Regions from separate parts of the Homo sapiens genome. Here region 2 is linked to region 1. The links are chromatin loops, found by intact Hi-C in ENCODE. Cell type or tissue: heart right ventricle. All regions are shown on one strand. Links, peaks and the distances in the headings refer to the core of each region. The heading gives the core; the rest is flanking DNA.

Region 1 (8,587 bases), core at 398-8,397:
TTTCTGGAGAGCATCTTTAAGATGATACTTCAAGGAGCAACAGGTCAGAAAATAGAACAGGGTCCAATTAGGCAAATGCTTTGTGCAAAAATCTCCCATGGCTTCTGTGAAGCTGCTTTTTGTAAGAATCCAAAATTGTCTTCTGCAAGTAAGGAGGTTTGGCACACTTTGGGGGTGGGGTACGAGGAAAAGGATAGTAGAAAGCAAACATCATACTCTGCTCTCAGAAAGTTGGAATTTTTTTAAGAGACAGATATTATGAAAATCAACTTCTTTTATTTTCTGACACACGTCAGCAATTCAAAGTTTCTTTCAGAGGCCAGTTGAGTCCTCTTCAATACAGCATATCTCCTCCTGACTATGGTCTTGCTCAAGTACCTCTTTGAGCCTCTCTCTCCTCATCTGTGAAATGGGAAGGATGGCAATGTGCATTACCCACCAAGGACAGGAAGGAGTCAGTAAGCCAAAACATGGGTAGGGAACAGCACCGTGGCTGGCTCACAGTAGGTGTGCCAGAAATAGTGAAGAAATGAATGCTAAGTCCTTTCATTAACAACTATTGTTATTATATGTCTGTTTCTGGCTTCCAAATGAAATGTGCATTTAAGATTTGTCTCCAGTGTCTTAATCCAAAAGAGACAATATGAGCTATTCAGGGCCAGTAGGAGAGAGAGAGAGGAGACTCTTTTGTCTGGTGAAGGAAGAGGAGGAGAGTCAGACCTTCCAGTGCCCTGATGTCAATGAATGGGGCAGCCACCTAATTGCTATTGACTTTCACACCTTCAGTGGAGGCCAGAGCCTGGGAAGATCCAGAGTCCTGGGTTCTAGTTCAGGTTCTTCTACTTCCTAGATGTGTGACCTCTCAGGTGTAGCTTTCTGTAACTGCCCAATGAGGGAGACAAAAGAGGCTGCCCCACCCAAGGTTGTTGGGACCATCAACAAGATAAGAAAGGTGTGGTTTCACCCAATGTCCTCTGTAGCCTCCATTTAGCTGGGACTTGAGCTAAGCACGTGGCATTCAGGACTGCATTTAATTTTCATACCTACCTTAGAAGTGGGATCCCATTGTGATCCTCACTTTACAGATGAGACAATGAAGACTTGAAGAAGTTTAAAACAAACTAAAATAGAACACAATCTTGCTGAAGGTCACAACCCCAGTTCGGTGGGGTGGGTATTTAAACTCAGGAAATGGACTTGGTGGTACCTCTCTAACTCCCTCCCATGCCCCTGCAAAGCCCCTGAGCCAACAGAAGTGGAACATTCTGAAATCCTACAAAGCTGGCTCCAATATAGAAGATTTCACAGCCTGTGACATAGGTGTAGAATAGTGACCCGGTGCAGCTATGGCCCAGAAAGAATTTTGAGATCCCAGATTTGGACAAAAGGCCCAAGAGATGTGGTTTTCCAAGTAGCAGAGTGACAGCCTTACTTAGTGACTGAGCTTGTGGATGCTGATAAGCAGGTCCCAGAAGCAGCAGTGGGGATCTTGGGGGATGGAGTAGATGCTGCTGAAGCCCAGTTACCCCTTAATTTGGGGATATTTGGGCCTGGCTGTTGTCATCATCCCCCTTCCTGGGCACAACCCACGAGGAGCAGAAAGAGGAACTGAGCAAGGCCCCCTGGTGTGACCTCCTGGTGGAAGCAGAAAGTGGCACCAAAATCCAGGTGCTGTCCTACTGCAATGGTGTCTTCCCCATGGGGGCTGCACATGCCTGGAGCCTATGGACAGTGTGGGCTCCCCTGTCTAGGCACACAGAGGTGTCGCGTGGGCACAGGAGGTCCCAAGTACCAGGGAGCTGACCTCACCACATGTTCCCTCTGTCTTCCCAGGCCTTGTTTCCTTTTATCTGCTGATATAGTTTGTGTATAAGAAAATGGCTGAGATCTGTGAGTTTTGTCACTGGTATCTTTCAGCCTAGGTCCAGGCCTCTTGGATTCAAAGTCTATGCTCTGAACATTGGACCATACAGCCTGTCTACAAGACTAAATTTCATCAAGCTAAGGCTCTGAGACAAAGGATAGCAAATAGACAGTCAAGGCCTTTGCCCCAAATCTCCGTAGACATCCTCTAGTCTGATACACAACTCAATCTAAAGCTCAGCACTACAAATATTTGGGGCTGGGTACATCTTTGTTGAGGCAAGGGAGAGCTGCTGTCCTGGGCATTGTATCACACTTAGCAATGTCACTGGCCTCTACCCATTAAATGCCAGCAGCACCATCTCTTCCCACCCATTGTTGGTTGTGGCAACCAAAAATGTCTCCAAGCAGGCAAAATCACACTCAGTTGGTCTAAAAATGAATGATCTATAGAACCCCAACTTGCTGGGTGTGGTGGTTCATGCCTGTAATCCCAGCACTTTGGGAGGCTGAGACACATGGATCACCTGAGGTCGGGAGTTCGAGACCAGCCTGACCAACATGGAGAAACCCTGTCTCTACTAAAAATACAAAATTAGCCAGGCATGGTGGCACATGCCTGTAATCCCAGCTACTCGGGAGGCTGAGGCAGGAGAATCGCCTGAACCCGGGAGGCAGAAGTTGCAGTGAGCCGAGATTGCGCCATTGCACTCCAGCCTGGGCAACAAGAGTGAAACTCCACCTCAAAAAAAAAAAAAAAAAAAAAAGAAACCCAACTTATGTGTATAATTTACTGCCAAGTAAAACAAAAGTCAGCTCAAACTCTTTAGTTTCCTCTTTAGATTTCAGGTCCCCAGACTCAGAGAGCTTGGTAAGTTGACAGCAATAATGCAGAGAAAATGATGCCACGTAAACCAGCCTCTTAAAAAACTTTTGGGGTGATAACAGAAAAACAAGAATGATTTAAAATTGCAATTTTGCAGAAGACTAGAGGCAAAGCATCACCTCTGTGTGCCCTTGTCCACTAAAGCATATGATCAATGCTATATTAAAACAAAAGCATGACTTACGGAAAATGAGGGGAGGTTTTTGGCTTACGTAATCTTTCTTTTTGACTGGAGAACATGCAGTTCAGCCATTTTGTGCCAGAAAGAAAGAGAGAGGAAACTATTAATTTGAAATTCCAAGAGAATCTGTGATATTATAGCCAAAGTTTTCATGCAACATGAAAGTCATCACAATCCCAGTACAAATGAAACCACAGTCCTCAGCTATCTGGGTGTACATAGAAGTGACAGCTTCAAGAACGTGTTTGCCATTTAAAACAGTCAGACTTAAGAATGCATTGTTCCTCTGCCCAGGGTAACAAATGAAATAAATGAAATGGTGGTGTTTGTGCTGGTGATGCAAACACACGTCAGTGCTGTGTGTGATGCCGTGGCTCTACTGAAATTGGAAAAGTCCAGGTCCTCCATCCTTTCCCCATCAGGATTGCAACACCCCTCCGGAGCAGCTCATTGGGCTTGGCCAAGTACCCTCTGAGGGCCAGCTGTAGTGCTTTAGCAAATAAGCATCCAGAGAGATGTCTGGCCTCTCATGGGCTCCAGCCCGGATGGCCAAGAGGAGCTAAATTTAGCATAGCTATTGTTCATCGGATAAGCGTGTTGTTGCTTGTTTGTTTGTTAACATGTTGGTATGTGACCACCAGGCCTGATGATAATCAGTTCTGAATTTAACCCACCCAACCCAGTCCCAAATGACTCCTGTTAACTGAATTCACTTGGCTCGATATGAGGGCCGGAAAAGAATCCACTAGCAGCTAATAATGACAGTCTGTCACTCCCATCTGGAGAGGACACCCAGACAGTGGGTCTCACATGTTTCTTTTCCTTCTCATTTGGTCCCATCACCTACTCCTTCCAGCCTTCCATGATGCCAGCCCCAGCACCAACCACAGCAGCATGAACAAAAACCAGCAGAGAAACACCCACTAAGTGTCTGGCATTGGGTCTACTGCTTACCTAGATTATCTCATTTAATCCTCAAAAATGGCCTTACAAGGCAGGTACTACATTGACTGTGGTGATGGCTGCATAACTCTGTGAATATACTCAACACCATGAATTGTACACTTCAAATGGCTGAATTGTATGGTATGTGAATTTTATCTCAATAAAGCTGTTAAAAAATGTCATTGAAAAAAATTGGAGGCTACTAGAGAGAAATGTATAGCCTTAACTTTGCATATTAGAAAAGAAGAAAGGCCGAAAGTTAATGAGCTTAGTACCTGATTTTATAAATTGGAAGAAGAACTCTCTAGGGTAGAATGGATTCCCATAGCCAGAGACACACAGCCTGCATGTGGCACAGCTGAATTCCCATGTGGGCTTCTTGGACCTTGTCGTTTCTGTTCTTACTGTCATGATACAGTCCGTGACCTGCCAGGGCTCTGGTTCAACCCACTATGAGCTACTGGGAATCCCAGGATGTAACATTCATCTTTATATCCCTATGGCCTTGCACTCAGTAGGTCCTTAATAAATGTTTGCTGCGTCAATAATCTGCTTGAATTATTTCATTATATTGATTACACCAACCTATTCTGTAATGATTTTCTCTAGCACGTTCACAGGTGATTTATGCTGCATTATAACAGAGTATTCTCTCTCATTGCCAGGGAGAGGGTGTGCCTAAGTGAAAGATACTCAGAGAAGAGTATCTGCACACTAAAACTCTCCAAATGAGTTTGGAAATGAAACAGTCCAGAGACCAGTGAATGCATGAAATGATTTCATGTGACGAGGCAATGATTGAAAGCCAAGGTCTGATCTCTTTGCAATTTGTTTCCTAAGCAATTGGTACTCAGGGGCCAGCTGGGCCTTGCTCACTCCTCAGCTATTAACAATCATGTTAATGGGGAAATACGCTGGCCCTTCAGTCCAGAGCACTCCTGAGATTCGGGAATATTCTCCTTGTCTGTTTCTTATCTACTGAGTACAGTTTTCACGTTAAGAATAAGAGCAACCCCTGAAGATCAGAGAGTGAGATGCTGAAAGGTGTTCACACTCGCCACTCCTCCTCCCTTAAAGATGAACCTTAAAAGGGTCACACTTAGTACCTAACTAGTGAGGACAATGTTGCAAAACAGAAAAAGGCATTTTCTGATCATCTTTTGGTATATAGAATGCAGGCATATGCCCCTGTAGGTTAGTTTATTTTCATTGTTTATATGTGATTGTTGATTTTGTTTCTTTAATGTTATTTCAATAACACTTCTCTTTATTAATACTTTATTTTGGGGGACAGGGTCTTGCTCCGTCACCCAGGCTGGAGTGCAGTGGTGTGATCATGGCTCATGGAAGCCTTGACTTTCTGGGCTCAATCAATCTGGCCACCTCAGCCACCTATGTAGCTGGGACTACAGGTGCATACCACCACACCCGGCTCTTTTGTTGTTGTTGTTTTTTAATAGAGACCAGGTTTTTCCATGTTGCCCAGGCTGGTCTCAAACTCCTGGGCTCAAGCAATCTACCCACCCTTGCCTCCCAGAGTGCTGGGATTACAGGCATGCGCCACTGTGCCTGGCCGATACGTTTTATGCAATATGATCATGGATGAAATTAGCTTCAAGTCATCCTTGAGGGAAAGTACCTGAAAGGGGCTGGATGAAGCAGAACAGAGCTTTGCTCTGGTCTGTTCCTGGTCAGTGCATGAAGTAGCCTGCATTTGAGGAGCAGCCTGAGGGAAGCCCCGGCCAGGCCTCTGTGGTCCCATGAAAGGAAGAGAATGGATTTTCCTACCCTGAGTTATCTTCAGAAGAAGTCAATCCTACTGCACAAGAGGAAGACCTGGGCAGCAGATGTTGGACTAGGAAGAGGGGCGAAACCCTCCCTTCCATCTCAGGATCTGTGAGTCAGCTGAGCCTTTAATCCCAACCCTGAAAGAACCTTCACACCTCCCTCTGCCAGATAAAACCAGATGAAGGCAAAAGGGAAGTCAGGCAGGAGCTGGAGCCTAAAGCCACTTAGGGTGGACTGGCCCAGGGTGGGAGAGGAAAATTATCATCTGTATAGGACTTTCTTCCCATTGTCCCTACATCTGAAGAAAATATCATTAAAAGTAGGATTTTTATCTTTCTTGTATTCTGGAAATTAAGGGGAAGGAGCTGTGTTGTTTTTTAGGATGATATTAGATAAGGCGTCTTCTCTCCTAAGAATGGAGGAGTAATGATGACAGAGCTTTGCTCATTGAAAAGCAGTCAGGGCAACGTGGGGTAGGGGTGAGAAACCTGCATGAGACAAAACAAACACAACCCAAAAAGCTGCTCCTGTGCCTGTACAAGACCGTGGAGAGTTGCTCAAAAAGAGACTGGATTGCTAAGAAGGGTGCTGTTTCCAGCAATAAAGCCAGAAGGGACTCTTGTCATTCGCATCAACAATTATTTAAATGGATGCCTAAGAGTCCATCCAGTGGCCATAGTATTTTCAGACTTTACTGTGACTGACATCTAGATTGTTTCCAATTCTTCAGTCTTAGAAAGAATGTCACTATGTCATCTTTATGCATAAAACATTTTTCTATTTTTTACAACTGCTTTATTGAGATATAATTCACGTACCACAAAATTCACCCTTTTAAAGTGACAAATCAGACGTTTTTAGTGTATTCAGAGTTGTGCGGCCATCAGCACTATCCCATTTTAGAAGCTTCTTTTTTGCTATCCCCAAAAGAAACCCCTTACCTAATAGTGGTCACTCCCTACATCCCCCCTCCGCTGACAACCACTAATCTGCTTTCTGACTATGAATTTATCTATCCTAGACCATTCGCATAAATGAAATCATATAATACGTGGCTTTATATGACTTGCTTCTTTTACTTTGTGTAATGTTGTCAAGCTTCATCCATGTTATAGTAGTTCATCCTTTTTTATGGATGAATAATATTTCATTGTGTGGTTATATCACATTTTGTTTATGGATGAATAATATTTCATTGTGTGGTTATACCACATTTTGTTTATGGATGAATAATATTTCATTGTGTCGTTATACTACATTTTGTATGTCCATTCATCAGCTGATGTCATTTTTGTTTCCACTTTTTGGCTATTATGAATAATGCTGCTGTGAGCATCTGTGCATAAGTTTTCACACGGATATACACCGCAATTCTTTGGGGATATGTATGTGTGGGTGGAATTGCTGGGTCATACAGTAACTAGCTATTTAACATTTTCAGGAGCTACCAAACTATTTTCCAAAGTGGCTGCATCATTTTGTAATTCCACCAGCAGTGAAGCTTTTTCCATTTTGAAGATTCCTTCAACCAGATAGAATTGCAGCAGTGGAATTCTAGAACCTGAGTATACATATCTGAAAGGTTCTTACTACATATGCCAACCTGCTTTGCCAAAAGGTTGCATAGGCAATTTTTCAAAAAGCTCTCCTTTGCTTTAGCTAACTCAGATTCATCACCTTCCAGATTTGGCACAAATTTAGTCCAGGAAGGTTTATCCCAACTTGTCATTGACTCTGCTACCCATGCTCCACCCACTTCAACCATCACCTCCACCACCCCCACACCTTGCACAGATCTTCATGTTCAATTGGAAAATTAGTTTGGAATGTTCTCACTCTTCACCTATGTGTGCTTTTATTATTATTATTATTATACTTTAAGTTCTGGGGTACATGTGCAGAACGTGCAGGTTTGTTACATAGGTATACACATGCCATGGTGGTTTGCTGCACCCATCAACCTGTCATCTACATTAGGTATTTCTCCTAATGCTATCCCACCCCTAGCCCCCCATCCCCTAACAGGCCCCGGTGTGTGATGTTCCCCTCCCTGTGTCCATGTGTTCTCATTGTTCAACTCCCACTTATGAGTGAGAACATGCAGTGTTTGGTTTTCTGTTCTTGTGTTAGTTTGCTGAGAATGATGGTTTCCAGTTTCATCCATGTCCCTGCAAAGAACATGAACTCATCCTTTTTTATGGCTGCATAGTATAGTATTCCATGGTATATATGTTCCACATTTTCTTTATCCAGTCTATCATTGATGGGCATTTGGGTTGGTTCCAGGTCTTTGCTATTGTGAACAGTGCTGCAATAAACATACGTGTGCATGTGTCTTTATAGTAGAATGATTCATAATCCTCTCTGTATATACCCAATAATGGGATTGCTGGGTCAAATGGTATTTCTGGTTCTAGATCCTTGAGGAATCACCACACTGTCTTGCACAATGGTTGAACTAATTTACACTCCTACTAACAGTGTAAAAGCGTTCCTATTTCTCTACATCCCCTCCAGCATCTGTTGTTTCCTGACTTTTTAATAATCACCATTCTAACTGGCGTGAGATGGTATCTCATTGTGGTTTTGATTTTCAAGATCCTTAAGGTCAGGTACTATGTCTTTAATTTATGTCCTCTTTTGGCAGAGGCAGTAGGGAAGGGCTCTGCATACAAAAGACACACTGTGGAGGTTTTCTGACCAGTACTTTAAAAAGTATGTACATTGCATCAGTGTCCCTGCATTTGCATTATTAAGAAAGCTGTTTGACAGGACTGAGGTTCCTGCTTCCTGGGTGCTCTATGGAGATTGCAGAACCTTTGAAAGCAGAGAGTCAGCTGATTTTGGCTTTCATATTCCGGGGGATAATTCTTACCTGAGGGAGCTAACCTGTATTAGGCACTTACCAGGTGCTTGCCATTTTT
Region 2 (8,587 bases), core at 227-8,226, 50 kb before region 1:
TGATCAGAAGACAAAAGATGTGTGAACTGCAGGGTGAAGCACACATATTGCTTACTTTCATTGCTTCTGTGACATGACAGCACAGAGCAATGTCAGCAGACAAAACTATACGCACATATGACATACACACATACACAGAGCATACATACAACATACTATAAGTCATCACTTAATGTTGCCCCTAGGTTCTCGGAAAGTGTGACTTTAAGCAAAAAAATTACAGGGGGTCTGTATTAGTCCATCCTCAAGCTGCTATGAAGAAATACCCGAGACTGGGTAATTTATAAAGAAAAGAGGTTTAATTGACTCACAGTTTTGCATGACTGAGGAGGCCTCAGGAAACTTACAATCATGGTAGAAGGAGAAGCAACACATCCTTCTCCAAATGGCAGCAGGAGAGAGAACTGCCAAGCACAGGGGGAAAAGCCCCTTATAAAACCATTAGATCAATCGATTCGTTCCAAGATGGCCAAATAGGAACAGCTCTGGTCTGCTGCTCCCAGTGTGATTTATGCAGAAGACAGGTGATTTCTGCATTTCCAACTGAGGTACCTGGTTCATCTCTTTGGGACTGGTTGGGCAGTGGGTGCAGCCCATGGAGGGTGAGCTGAAACAGGGCAGGGCATCACCTTACCCAGGAAGTGCAAGGGGTCAAGGGATTTCCCTTTCCTAGCCAAGAGAAGCCATGACAGACTGTATCTAGAAAATTGAGACACTCCCACCCAAACACTGCACTTTTCTAAAGGTCTTAGCAAAAGGCACACCAGGAGATTATGTCCCATGCCTGGCTCGGCAGGTCCCACGCCTATGGAGCCTTGCTCACTGCTAGCACAGCAGTCTGAGATCAAATTGCAAGGCGGCAACCTGGCTGGGGGAGGGGTGTCCACCATGCTGAGGCATGAGTAGGTAAACAAAGCGGCCAGGGAAGCTCGAACTGGATGGAGGCCACGGGAGCTCAGCAAGGCCTATTGCTCCTGTAGATTCCACCTCTGGGGGCAGGGCATAGCTGAACAAAAGGCAGCAGAAACTTCTGCAGACTTAAACATCCCTGTCTGACAGCTCTGAAGAGAGCAGTGGTTCTCCCAGCATGGTGTTTGAGCTCTGAGAACAGACAGTCTGCCTCCTCAAGTGGGTCCCTGACCCCCATGTAGCCTAACAGGGAGGCATCTCCCAGTAGGGGCCGACTGACACCTCATACAGGGAGGTGCTCCTGTGGGATGAAGCTTCCAGAGGAAGGATCAGGCAGCAATATTTGCTGTTCTGCAGCCTCTGCTGGTGATACCCAGGCAAACAGGGTCTGGAGTGGACCTCCAGCAAACTCCAACAGACCTGCAGCTGAGGGACCTGACTGTTAGAAGGAAAACTAACAAACAGAAAGGAATAGCACCAATATCAACAAAAAGGACATCCACACCAAAACCCAATCTGTAGTTCACCAACATCAAAGACCAAAGGTAGATAAAACCACAAAGATGGGGAGAAACCAGAGCAGAAAAGCTGAAAATTTTAAAACCCAGAGTGCCTCTTCTCCTCCAAAGAATCTCAGCTCCTGGCCAGCAATGGAGCAAAGCTGGACGGAGAATGACTTTGACAAGCTGACAGAAGTAGGCTTCACAAGGTCGGTAATAACAAACTTCTCCAAGCTGAAGGAGGATGTTCAAACCCATCGCAAGGAAATTGAAAACCTTGAAAAAAGATTAGATAAATGGCTAACTAGAACAAACAGTGTAGAGAAGACCTTAAATGACCTGATGGAGCTGAAAATCATGGCACAAGAACTACATGAGGCACGCACAAGCTTCAATAGCCAATTCGATCAAGTGGGAGAAAGGGTATCAGTGATGGAAGATGAAATTAATGAAATAAAGCAGGAAGAGAAGTTTAGAGAAAAAAGAATAAAAAGAAATGAACAAAGCCTCCAAGAAATATGGGACTATGTGAAAAGACAAATCTGTGTTTGATTGGTGTACCTAAAAGTGACGGGGAGAATGGAACCAAATTGGAAAACACTCTGCAGGAAATTATCCAGGAGATAATACCCAACCTAGCAAAGTAGGCCAACATTCAAATTCAGGAAATACAGAGAACACCACAAAGATACTCCTCGAGAAGAGCAACCACAAGACACATAATTGTCAGATTCAGCGAGGTTGAAATCAAGGAAAAAATGTTAAGGGCAGCCAGAGAGAAAGGTCGGGTTACCCACAAAGGGAAGCCCATCAGACTAACAGCAGATCTCTCAGCAGAAACTCTACAAGCCAGAAAAGAGTGGGGGCCAATATTCAACATTCTTAAAGAAAAGAATTTTCAATCCAGAATTTCATATCCAGCCAAACTAAGCTTCATAAGTGAAGGAGAAATAAAATGCTTTACAAACAAACGCTGAGAGATTTTGTCACCACCGGGCCTGCCTTACAAGAGCTCCTGAAGGAAGCACTAAACATGGAAAGGAACAACTGGTACCAGCCACTGCAAAAACATGCCAAAGTGTAAAGACCATCGATGCTATGAAGAAACTACATCAACTAACAGGCAAAATAACCAGCTAACATCATAATGACAGGATCAAACTCACACATAACAATATTAACCTTAAATGTAAATGGGCTAAATGCCTCAATTAAAAGACACAGACTGGCAAGTTGGATAAAGAGTCAAGACCCAACAGTGTGCTATATTCGGGAGACCCATCTTATGTGCAGAGACATAGGCTCAAAATAAAGGGATAGAAGAAGATCTGCCAAGCAAATGGAAAGTAAAAAAAAAAAGGCAGAGTTACAATCCTAGTCTCTGATAAAACAGACATTAAACCAACAAAGATCAAAAGAGACAAAGAAGGCCATTACATAAAGGTAAAGGGATCCATTCAACAAGAAGACCTAACTATCCTAAATATATATGCACCCAATACAGGAGCACCCAGATTCATAAAGCAAGTCCTTAGAGACCTACAAAGAGACTTAGACTCCCACACAATAATAATGAGAGATTTTAACACCCCATTGTCAATATTAGACAGATCAATGCAACAGAAGGTTAACAAGGATATCCAGGACTTGAACCCAGCTCTGCACCAAGCAGACCCAATAGACATCTACAGAACTCTCCACCCCAATCAACAGAATGTACATTCTTCTCAGCATCACATCACACTTATTCCAAAATTGACCACATAGTTGGAAGTAAAGCACTCCTCAGCAAATGTAAAAGAACAGAAATCACAACAAAATGTCTCACAGACCACAGTGCAATCAAATTAGAACTCAGGATTAAGAAGCTCACTGAAAACCACACATGTACATGGAAACTGAACAACCTGCTCCTGAATGACTACTGGGTACATAACGAAATTAAGGCAGAAATAAAGACGTTCTTTGGAACCAATGAGAACAAAGACACAACACACCAGAATCTCTGGGACACATTTAAAGCAGTGTGTAGAGGGAAATTTATAGCACTAAATGCCCACAAGAGAAAGCAGGAAAGATCTAAAATGCACACCCTAACATCACAATTAAAAGAACTAGAGAAGCAAGAGCAAACACATTCAAAAGCTAGCAGATGGCAAGAAATAACGAAGATCAGAGCAGAACTGAAGGAGATAGAGAGACACAAAAAAACCCTTCAAATAATCAATGTATCCAGGAGCTGGTTTTTTGAAAAGATGAACAAAATTGATAGACCACTAGCAAGACTAATAAAGAAGAAAAGAGAGAAGAATCAAATAGACGCAACAAAAAATGACAAAGGGGATATCACCACTGATCCCACAGAAATACAAACTACCATCAGAGAATACTATAAACACCTCTAGGCAAATAAACTAGAATGTCTAGAAGAAATGGATAAATTCGTGGACACATACACCCTCCCAAGACTAAACTAGGAGAAATTTAATCTCTGAATAGACCAATAACAGGCTCTGAAATTGAGGCAATAATTAATAGCCTACCAACCAAAAAAAGTCCAGGACCAGATGGATACACAGCCAAATTCTACCAGAGATACAAAGAGGAGCTGGTACCGTTCCTTCTGAAACTATTCCAATCAATAGAAAAAGAGGGAATCCTCCCTAACTCATTTTATGAGGCCAGCATCATCCTGATATCAAAGCCTGGCAGAGACACAACAAAAAAAGAGAATTTTACACCAATATCCCTGATGAACATCGATGTGAAAATCCTCAATAAAACACTGGCAAACTGAATCCAGCAGCACATCAAAAAGCTTATCCACCATGATCAAGTTGGCTTCATCCCTGGGATGCAAGGCTGGTTCGACATATGCAAATCAATAAATGTAATCCATCACATAAACACAACCATCAACAAAAACCACATGATTATCTCAACAGATGCACAAAAGGCCTTCAACAAAATTCAACAGCCCTTCATGCTGAAAACTCTCAATAAACTAAGTTTTGTGGAACATATCTCAAAATAAGAAGAACTATTTATGACAAACCCACAGCCAATATCATACTGAATGGGCAAAAGCTAGAAGCATTCCCTTTGAAAACTGGCACAAGTCAGAGATGCCCTCTCTCACCACTCATATTCAACATAGTGTTGGAAGTTCTGGCCAGGGCAATCAGCAAGAGAAAGAAATAAAGGGTATTCAATTAGGAGAGGAGGAAGTCAAATTGTCCCTGTTTGCAAATGACATGATTGTATATTTAGAAAATCCCATTGTCTCAGCCCAAAATCTCCTTAAGCTGATAAGCAACTTCAGCAAAATCTCAGGATACAAAATCAATGTGCAAAAATCACAAGCATTCCTATACACCAATAACAGACAAACAGAGAGCCAAATCATGAGTGAACTCCCATTCACAATTGCTACAAAGAGAATAAAATACCTAGGAATCCAACTTACAAGGGATGTGAAGGACCCATTCCTAGGTGCATTATGCCCAGGTTTCTGCTGTGGCCTCACTGGTCAGAATAGTGTCACATGATTACCTCTAGGTGCAAGGGAGAATGAGAAAATAGATGAGTGCAGAGAAAGACAAGTGGGAAGGGAATCAGAAAAGGCAATGGATGTTGGGTGAACCAGCCTACAGTATCTGTCATAAAATGTAAAACGGTGTCAAGGTAATGGAACTAAATGTCTCTAAAAGTTCTGGAGGTCAGTGGATTTCCCTAACCCGTGGCTCCTATTATCATAGGCTCACCTGGAGAGCATGAAATCTCACTCACTTTCCAAGTCATTAGCTGGTTTTACAAGCACTAATAAAAATATTAGCATATACAAAACTCAATTGTAGTTCCAACTGCTCTCATCAAATTAAATTTTCCCTCAATTCATATATGGCTTCTTAGGAGAAATAGGCTCCTCTCCCCACACACACTATAAAGTAGTTGAATTTCATTAGCACAGTTTACATAAATGTGTGCAGCCAAGATTATGAAAATAGCCACAGGCCTACAAATTTAAAGACTAAAAATTAAGACTAGCATACAGAAAATTCAAGTTATGAGTGTTATAGTTCTAAGCACCCCACCAAGAAAGTCAGGTGAATTTTGTGTTACATCAAGAATTTGGGCTACCTGGGGATGTTAATCTAGGGGACCTGGGTATGTCTACAAAGTGGGCTTAGAGCTTTCTTCTGGAAGCTGCATAGCTGCAGAGGAATTATTTATACATAATTCTAAGACTGAATTAATGGTATTAACAGTATGAGGTGAGAGTTGTAGATAGTGTGTAATAATGGCTAATATTTATTAAGTGTGACTGTACTAAATGCTGTACATGGATGGTCTAATCCTTACAGTAGTCCTAGAAAGTACCTCCAGTTTACAGATGTGAAAATTCAGAACTGGGATTGCAGAGCCTGACCTCTTGCCTGGCTTGTCCTTAGTGCCACTTGAAGTCCTGACCCTGGGGAACTCAGAATGTAACTGTATTTGGAGATAAGGTCTTTAAAGAGCTAATTAATTTAACATGAGGTCACTAGGGTGGGTCCTGATCTGATAGGATTGGTGTCCTTGGAAGACAAGGAGATAAGAATGCAGAAACACACAGAAGAAGTGTGTAGACACGGGGAGAATGTAGCCATCTACAAGCTAAAAAGAGTGTCTTCAGAAAAAACCAACCCTACCAATGCCTTGATCTTGGACTTCCAGCCTCCAGAACTGTGAGATGACATACTTCTGTTGTTCAAGCCACGCAGTGTGTGGTACTTTTAATGGCAATTCCAGCAAACTAATACAGACATGGTCCTTGTACTTAGCCTGAAGAGAAACTAGAGCATTGAGCAGCGTAAGAGAGGGAACAAGGGTGTAGTTCTTGAGCCCCTGTGCATTCTTGATATGGCGTCTTTAGTCTTAACCATCTATCTCCTGTGATTGCTTAGAAGCCCACAGACAGGCCCACGGCCACAGCCAGTACCAGGCTCTCGTTGCTGACTCCAAGTCAGCTCTTGGATGATCTCCCACACCACCATGCCGTTTACTTGCTGTAGTAGAAGGGGCTACATTGCAGGATTTGCTATATAATCTGCAGGGCCCAGTGCAAAAGGAATATGAAGGCACCTTGGCTCAAGAACTATTAAGAATTTCCAAATGGTGAGATCAGAGCAATGGACAAAGTGCAAGGGCTTTCCAAGCACAGGGCCCTGTGCAACTGAGTGGGTCACATCCAAGGAGCCAGGCTGATGCCATGTTTGGGTATGGATAAAGTGGCGAGTAGGCATTGAGAGACAGCCTTCGAATTCCACAGGAAATACACAACTGTTGCAAAGAAGACAAACACTGCATGTGCTAGGTCAGGGACATTGGATCCACATGCTATCTCACCCTAGAGCACCAGGCTCCTGAGCCTCAGTCTTGGCCAGTTCTCAGGGCCAGATGTTGGGCCATTGTGCACAGATGTTAGGAAGACAGTTTTGCTCAGAGAGGAACCAATAGACTGCCAAAGCCTCCAGAGACTGGGATGTGAGGAGAATGTCTAGTGTTCTCTGTTTACTCTTTGTTCAAAGTAATAATAATTCTGAAAAGGATAATAATGGCCAATACTTATTGAGTAGTTTATATACACTAGGCTTTGTTCTAAGCTGTTAGTGAGATGGTTTTACTAAATTCTCCCAACAATCCTCTAAACTTGGGACTACTCTATGCAACACTTTACCGACTGGGCACTTGAGACAGAGAGAGATTAGGCCTCAGGTCACAGGTAATCAGTGGTGGATTTAGATGGAGACCTGTGTCTCCAGACCACATGCTTGAGTATTTAGTGTTGTTGCATTTTTTACTTTCAGCAACCCAGGGGGAGGAAAAGTACGTCCATGTTCTCTGGAGAGTAGGGGGCAAAACAAATGCTAACTTGGCACTTGCCAAGAGCCCAGAGAAAAGACCCAGTGTTTTGGGCTGTAGGGAAGATTTGTAAGAGTAAAACAGAGAGACCCATCTCTGGTACTAACTTGCCCAATAGCCTCACATGAAGCCACTTCGTTTCTCAATGCAGCAAATGAAGATGACAATTGCTGACGTACTTACTTCTCAAGGTATGTGTGATGATCCTAAACTCCTGATGACATTTGTCACTGTCACCTGGGCTGCTCTATGGTCTCCCAGTGGTCCTTTCCTTTCCACTCTACCTTCTGTCTGATCCATTCTCCATGCTGCAGTGAAGCCCAATTTTTCATAAAGTAAATCTGACAGTCATTTCCTGCAAACAGTTTCCCTTACTCTGAGAATAAAGACAACACTCATTTTCTGGCCTGCAAAGTCCAACAGAATCTTTCCCCTATTTGCTGTCCATCATCCTCTCACTCCTTGCTCTCCATCCCTTTCTAGGTTTCAGCCCCACGAGTTGCCTTTTGGAACCCGGGGCTCACCACATTCTCTCCTGCCACAGGGACTTTGCACAGGCTGTTACGGCTGCCTGGGAAGCTCCTTTCCTCTCCCTTGCTGACTGCCACTTAGTCCTCAGCAACCAGCTCATGCATCACTTCCATTTCGTTTTCCTCTGTAATAACAACTTTATTGAGATATAATTCAAATCTCATACAATTCACCTGCTTAAAATATACAATATTTTTAGTATATTTACAGATTGCGCAGCCACAATCAATTATGCTAGAACATTCTTATCACTCCAAAAGAAACCCCTTATGCATTAAAAATCACTCCCCATTCCCCCCTCATTTTCTTTGCTCCCCCCAGCCCCGATCTCCCATCCCCACCCTAGGCAGTTACTGATCTATTTTCTCTATCTATGGGTTTCTGGTTCTGGACATTTTGTATAAGTGGAATCATATAATGTATGGTCTTTTGTGTCTGGGTTATTTCACTTAGCATAATGTTTCCGAGGCTCATCCACATTGTAGGGTGTATCAGTACTCATTCCTTTTTATGGTCAAACACTATTTCATTATATTGAAAGCTGACATTTTATTTACCTGCTTGTCAGTTGATGGACTTTGGGTTGTTTCCACTCGTTGCCTATAATGAGAAATGCTGCTATAAACATTTTTATACAGGTTTTCATACCTGTATATGTTAATGATGGATATAGGTCTTCAATTCTCTTGGGTACATACCTAGGAGTAGAATTTCTGGGCTATATGGTGACTTTGTGTTTAACC

What was found. Hi-C counts contacts between places; a loop is a spot of excess contacts. Peaks named below come from ENCODE experiments on the same cell type or tissue, not always from the same donor. Only the 100,000 strongest peaks of a DNase experiment are listed, where the experiment ranks them.
Region 2: it touches region 1 in a loop (9-fold over the local background); 3 of 110 quality-filtered maps call a loop at or near these places.

The regions. Positions count from the first base shown.
Region 1 is chr1:14,233,499-14,242,085 of GRCh38, reverse strand. LOC107985467 (a long non-coding RNA gene) reads right to left here. Exons shown (of 3, transcript XR_001737611.2): 3 at 1-8,587. It also overlaps a transcript of KAZN not described here. Among named protein-coding and RNA genes, the nearest start is that of KAZN-AS1, 180 kb to the left of the region's middle. In heart right ventricle, for the core only: no CTCF peak of the experiment used is centred there; a DNase peak (open chromatin) is centred at 3,415; H3K27me3 peaks cover 395 bases.
Region 2 is chr1:14,283,691-14,292,277 of GRCh38, reverse strand. It overlaps LOC124903847 (a long non-coding RNA gene), which reads right to left. Exons shown (of 3, transcript XR_007065475.1): 1 at 8,543-8,587; 2 at 1-8,444. It also overlaps a transcript of KAZN not described here. Among named protein-coding and RNA genes, the nearest start is that of KAZN-AS1, 130 kb to the left of the region's middle. In heart right ventricle, for the core only: no CTCF peak of the experiment used is centred there; no DNase peak of the experiment used is centred there; H3K27me3 peaks cover 676 bases.